Linked DNA regions of Homo sapiens: region 1 is linked to region 2. A link is an interaction called in ENCODE POLR2A ChIA-PET data of the cell type or tissue named here. Cell type or tissue: MCF 10A. All regions are shown on one strand. Links, peaks and the distances in the headings refer to the core of each region. The heading gives the core; the rest is flanking DNA.

Evidence for each region. Peaks named below come from ENCODE experiments on the same cell type or tissue, not always from the same donor. Only the 100,000 strongest peaks of a DNase experiment are listed, where the experiment ranks them.
Region 1: POLR2A ChIA-PET joins it to region 2 with 13 read pairs; 12 of 35 experiments call an interaction of 5 or more read pairs at or near these places.

Annotation. Positions count from the first base shown.
Region 1 is chr6:28,123,120-28,125,926 of GRCh38, forward strand. ZSCAN16 (zinc finger and SCAN domain containing 16) reads left to right here and starts at 1,490. Exons shown (of 4, transcript NM_025231.3): 1 at 1,490-1,558; 2 at 2,294-2,711. The coding sequence starts at 2,325. ZSCAN16-AS1 (ZSCAN16 antisense RNA 1) reads right to left here. Exons shown (of 2, transcript NR_103456.1): 2 at 1-92. RefSeq lists an enhancer at 1,134-1,635. In MCF 10A, for the core only: no CTCF peak of the experiment used is centred there; a DNase peak (open chromatin) is centred at 1,442.
Region 2 is chr6:28,355,256-28,358,062 of GRCh38, forward strand. All of the region lies in intron 1 of ZKSCAN3 (zinc finger with KRAB and SCAN domains 3), which reads left to right. It also overlaps a transcript of ZSCAN31 not described here. Among named protein-coding and RNA genes, the nearest start is that of ZKSCAN3, 6.7 kb to the left of the region's middle. RefSeq lists enhancers at 810-879, 1,159-2,063. In MCF 10A, for the core only: a CTCF peak has its summit at 1,037 (motif pointing left); DNase peaks (open chromatin) are centred at 776 and 1,036.

The DNA.
Region 1 (2,807 bases), core at 41-2,540, 230 kb before region 2:
GATCACTTGAGCCCAGGAGTTTCAGGCTGCAGTAAGCTATGATCGCACCACTCACTGCACTCCAGTCTGGGTGACAGAGTGAGACCCATCTCCTAAAACAAAGGAAAAGGAAAGAAAAGAGAAAAGAAAATAAACTGAGTAGCTTATCATTTTATCATTTTAGAGTAAAAATACCCTTGCACTCACCCAAGGCTCTCACTATCTCTCCACCCAACGCTCTTTTGCTCACTCAGCTCCAGAAAAACAAGCACCCTTCCTTTGCCCAAAATACTTAAAACACACTCCACTCCAGGCTTTTGCATTTGTTATCCCTCTCCCTGAAACATCTTTATCCCTGATGGCCCATTCCCTCAGCTCCCTCAATCTTTGCTCAAATGTCAATTTCCTAGTCAGGTCCTCCATGAATATCCTATTTAAATTGCATCACTTCATTCTCACCCCAAATTCCCTATTTCCTTTATTTTCTCCTTAGAACTGATATCCACTCTCTATACACTATGTATATTTTTTGGTTTATTGCCTGCCTCCCCAGCACACACACACACACACACACACATACACACACACACAAGATTATAAATTCCATGAAAGGAAGGGCATTGTTTTGCTCAAAATTAGTTCCAGCTTCCACAATAGTGCCTGGCATAGTAGATAAATCAATATTTGTGTAAGAAAGGAGAAGAGGGAGTAAAAAACTAAGAGCATTTTTCACCCATCAATTTGGCAAAGATCAAAATATTTTATAACACTGTGTTGACAAGTATAGGTAAATAAGAATACTGCTAGTAGATCCTATGATTGGTGATTTGGCATTAACAAAAGTACAAATTTCCCTATTCTATGCTGTAGTAATTCCCTTTCTAGACATACAGACTATGGATATATCCTTACACATGAAAAATGATGTGAGTTCACAGTAAGTTATTGCAGCAATGTTTGAAAAAGAAGAATTGGAAACAACCTCATGACCACCAATGGGGTACTTATTAACAAATTATAGAACATAATACACAGTTGAATACCGTGCAGTTGTTTAAAAAAGAGCAAGATCAAGGAAACACTTATGTACAGCCTTTACCAAGACCACCTGGTAAAAAGAAAAATAAGAAAGGTACAGAAGTGCTACTATTTGTGCAGAGGGGAAAAAGCGCGGACAATCTATAACGGTGTAATATATCTACGGAAGGATATACAAGTCACGAAAAATATTGTCAAACTAGACGCTGGGGGACATTTACTCTTTTTAATAAATGTATGTGAATGCATTACTTATCCATATTACTCAATAATTAAACCGAAAAACGTTTTAAAGAAGTACAAATAAGACTTGCTCGCAGATCCCGCAATCCCATCAATACGAGGCGTAAAAGCCGGGTCCTCCACTGGCTAGGGCCGAGGAGGCAAGCACTCAAGCTGCCACAGAGGCGAAGCTTCCTAGAGCGGCCCGGAAGTGCCCGGCTGAAGCGGCCGGGCGCCGATTGGTGTCTTTGAGTCTAGTCTTTGTTCGGGGCTGTCCAAAGGACGCTAGCTGTTGCACCTGTTCCTCCCTGCGCGTAAGGTGAGTGTCTCCCGGCTCCCAGGTGGAGAAAAGGGGACAAGACGCAGCTGTGGTCAGCAGCAACACCCTCCCCACACCTCCCTGTCGCGGGCAGAGTGTAACACTCCTGTCCCTCCCTCCGCCCCCCAACAGATCTACAGGAGAGGATTTGGCCCAGCCTTCCGGGAGAGGATGGGTGGAAGGGGGACACTGGTTGCGGGTTCCTCTGCAGAGGCATCTGTCTGATCCCCTTCCAGGGTTGGCACACATATCCTATAACCAGTGAATCCTGGGGGCACAAGCTGGCCCGTGCATCTCATGGTAACAGAATGAAGAGCCTTTTAACAAAGCCGTTAATAATACTTGGCGTTTATTTAGTGCTTACTAGTGCCCGCTGCCATGCCAGGGACGTTGCATACGTTCTCATGTAATCTGTATATCAACCCTGTAACACACATGAGAATTGTACCTGAGGATCTGTAGTTCTAGTCCAGATAAATAACTTCCTCTAAGTTACACAATAGAGCACAGATTCAAATCATATCCCTGCGTCACTGTTTTTTGTTTTGTTTTGTTTTGTTTTGTTTCAGCTTCCTATAAGACTGTTTTCTCTGATTGACTTCTGGTGGCTTGGCTTCATTATGATGTGTTTATGTTCACAGAAATTTTTGTAATTTCTCTATGGTAACAACTTTTTATGCCTTAGGAGTGTCTCTGAGGCAGGATTCTAAGAGATTCTCTTTGACTCAATCCCAGATAGAGGATAAATCTCCTGGCAAAGCCCAGAATGACCACAGCCCTGGAACCTGAGGACCAAAAAGGACTTCTGATAATTAAGGCAGAGGACCATTACTGGGGACAGGATTCCAGCTCACAAAAGTGCAGTCCTCACAGGAGGGAACTCTATAGACAACACTTCAGGAAGCTCTGCTATCAGGATGCACCTGGACCCCGTGAAGCTCTTACCCAGCTGTGGGAGCTCTGCCGTCAGTGGCTGAGGCCAGAATGCCACACCAAGGAGCAGATTTTAGACCTGCTGGTGCTAGAACAGTTCCTGAGCATTCTTCCTAAAGACCTGCAAGCATGGGTGCGTGCACACCATCCAGAGACTGGAGAGGAGGCAGTGACGGTACTGGAGGATCTGGAGAGAGAGCTTGATGAACCTGGAAAGCAGGTGTGAAGGGGCAGTCATCTGGCTGTGAGTGATCAGGGGATATGGATGGAGCCAAAGCAAAAGGCATATGAAAGAACATCTGAAAATATTTATCCT
Region 2 (2,807 bases), core at 82-2,581:
CCCACTTTACAAAAGTGGATGTCTGTGCCATCCCAGTGTGTGGGTTGTTACCCATGAGCATACCCACCCTGCTATTGGGTAAGTCATGCGCGCGACGACTGTAGCCCATCCTGCCAGGCTGTCACGAGTCTAAAGGGCAGCATATGCAGTTAGTAACTGCTTCTCTGTCGAGGAATACTGGAGCTCAGCTCCCTTCCAAAGTTGGGACCAAAAGTCTACTGGCATTCTAAAGAGCTCTGTGTGATGCCATAAGCCCCAGTCAAAACTATCTGGTCACATGCACATCAAGTTTAAATGGGTGCCCCGATCAGCTACCCATAGGGCTTGTGCCTGCTGAATAGCCTGTTTGGCTGCCAGGAAGGTGGTTTCAGCCGCATCATCCCAATTCCAGGCAAGAGGCTGCGTTGCTGCTTCTAAATCTGCAAGAGAATCAGAGGTTAATATAACATCATTAATAAGATCATGACATATGTTGGGGCTATGCATATATCCCTGCAGCAATACTGTGAAAGTCCATTGTCACCCTCCCACGAAGGCAAAGTGTTCCTGGCTCTCTGGAGCAATGTCGATTAAGAGGAATGCATTGGCCAAGTCCACCACACAGTGGCACCATCCCAGTTCTGTTGTCAAGTGGCCTATCAAATCCATGATAGACGGCACAGCTGCCAAGCCGTGCAAAACATCCACCCACAGCCTGTCCTCAGGCATGGGAGAGACATCCACAGTGCATAAGCAGGGAGCTAAGCGGCCGATGCCGAGGTCCAAAGATACAGGTTTCACTTTCACTGACCAGCTTTCATAACCGTCAATAAATGCAGCTCTGCCCGGAAACTTATTCAGGTTTAGGGACCAGTGGCTTGCCGAGTCCACATATTGCCTTTGGTTGTCCGGTGTCCCCCCAAGCCTGGCACCTGGGTCAGTTCCCAATCAAACAGGAAAGACTTTACATTTCTGCCTGACTGCAGCAGGTAATCTTTGAGCTGGAACGCTCCGGCGGGACCTAGTTGCCCAGCAATGTCCTTTTCCCGAATGACTTGCACTAAGTCTATATACAACTGCCATCTACTGACAGTTTCTGGTATTTCACCGGCATCAGACCACACTGTAATTAAAGAAGCCAGCTTTTCCATCTCAGAGGGGGAGCAGGAAATGGATCAGCTCCTTTGTCCCGGAGAGACAGAATTCAGGCAGGGAGTCTCCCCCAAATGCTGCTGGCACTGCTTGCCTAACTCCCACAACTCAGTGGGGGGTACAAGCACTATAAGAAGTGTGCTTCACTATGGTAGGGGGTCTCTAGGCCCACCCTTGGGGCCCAGTGGCTGTTCATGCTCTATTTTCTGGCAGACCACTGGGTGAGCCTGTAATGGAGGTTCGTCCTCCTCCCTGCACTGCGTCCAGCAGGGACTGGGCATGCCCTTCCAGCAGCACAGTCACAAATGCCCATCTGACTCTGTTGGCAAAGGCACACTCCTTCTCGGTCCTGTGCATTTCCAGGTGCTTCAGCACCTTCTCCACACTCGTGGAGGGCCTGTCCACTGCCGCCCATGTTTCCACCAGAGCCCATCCTTGCAGCACGGCTGCCACTGGGTGCCACAGCTCATGCTGTGGCTGCATAGCCGCTCCGGGAGCCTGGGGGCTGAAGACCCACTCACCTCATCTTGCTCACTATGCCAAATGTCAGGTTAGAGCCCCAGCTGAGGTCCAAGGGGAGTGGGTGGATGGGGGGCAGGGAGCTGGAAGAACACTCGAGAGACAGCAGGTAGATGGGACATGGCTTTACTCAGCAGCTCTTTCACAGTGTCAGTGCCACATTTATACACCTCACAAACAGTAGTATCTTAGAGCCAGGTGATGAGCCTCCCCAGATTATGGCTACATAACTGTGATTATATAATGCACGGAATTGTGTGCGTGCGCTCCAATCCTGCTGAGTCATGCAGGATGTTTACCTCGGCCTATGCCTGCTTCGCTGCAGCACAGCCATGTTCCTTACAACCACACACCAGGCACTGTTCTAAGAGTTTTATACACTCACTTACTTAATGCTTACAATGGCCCTATCTGCTATCACTATCCCTATTACAGATAAGGAGAGGGAGGCACAGAGCTAGTAGGTAGTAAAGCCAGGATTTTGACGACCTCAGGAAACCTGGCTTCAGAACACTTAACCAGATTATGATGGGAGCTGAGAAGAACCAGGAAGGAGGAAAGCAGGAGAAAGCAAGATCCTTGAAGTAAGGACAAGTGAGTTTTTGGAAGTGGACAGTATCCTCAGCCCAGTTGCCTGAGAAGAGGCCATGGAAAATGGGAATTGAGGGAAGCACCTTTGGTTCCTTCTGCATGCGAAATCTTAGTGGTCTTGGCAGTTGCAGCCTACAGTGTGTGGAAGGCTTAGTGGGAGGTGAGGACTAGAATCAGGGACTAAGGACTTTCTTTCAAGAAGTTCAGTCTTGAAGGGGAAGAAAGAAAGTGGCAGATTGAGGAGGTGGCAAAGACCAGGGGCAGCCTATGCTCTCTCCAGGGGAAGGGCTTGGTGATGTTTTCGGCTGCCTTGATGTTTCTGAGAGAAACTGAAGGGCCTTCAGCCCAAAGATCCGAAGAGCCTGCAGAAATCCTTCTTTCAGCTGAATTTTAATGTGAATGTTATGCCAGTTTTTTGGGCAAGCCTCACTTCAGATATAATTGAGGGTCTCACTAGCAGGCAGCCAAGGTTTAATTCAGTTCTATTTCTTTTGGTCCAGGGCCTTCTGTCTTTTCTTTCTTCTTCCCCTTACTACAGTACCTTGACCACAGATAAGACCTGGTAC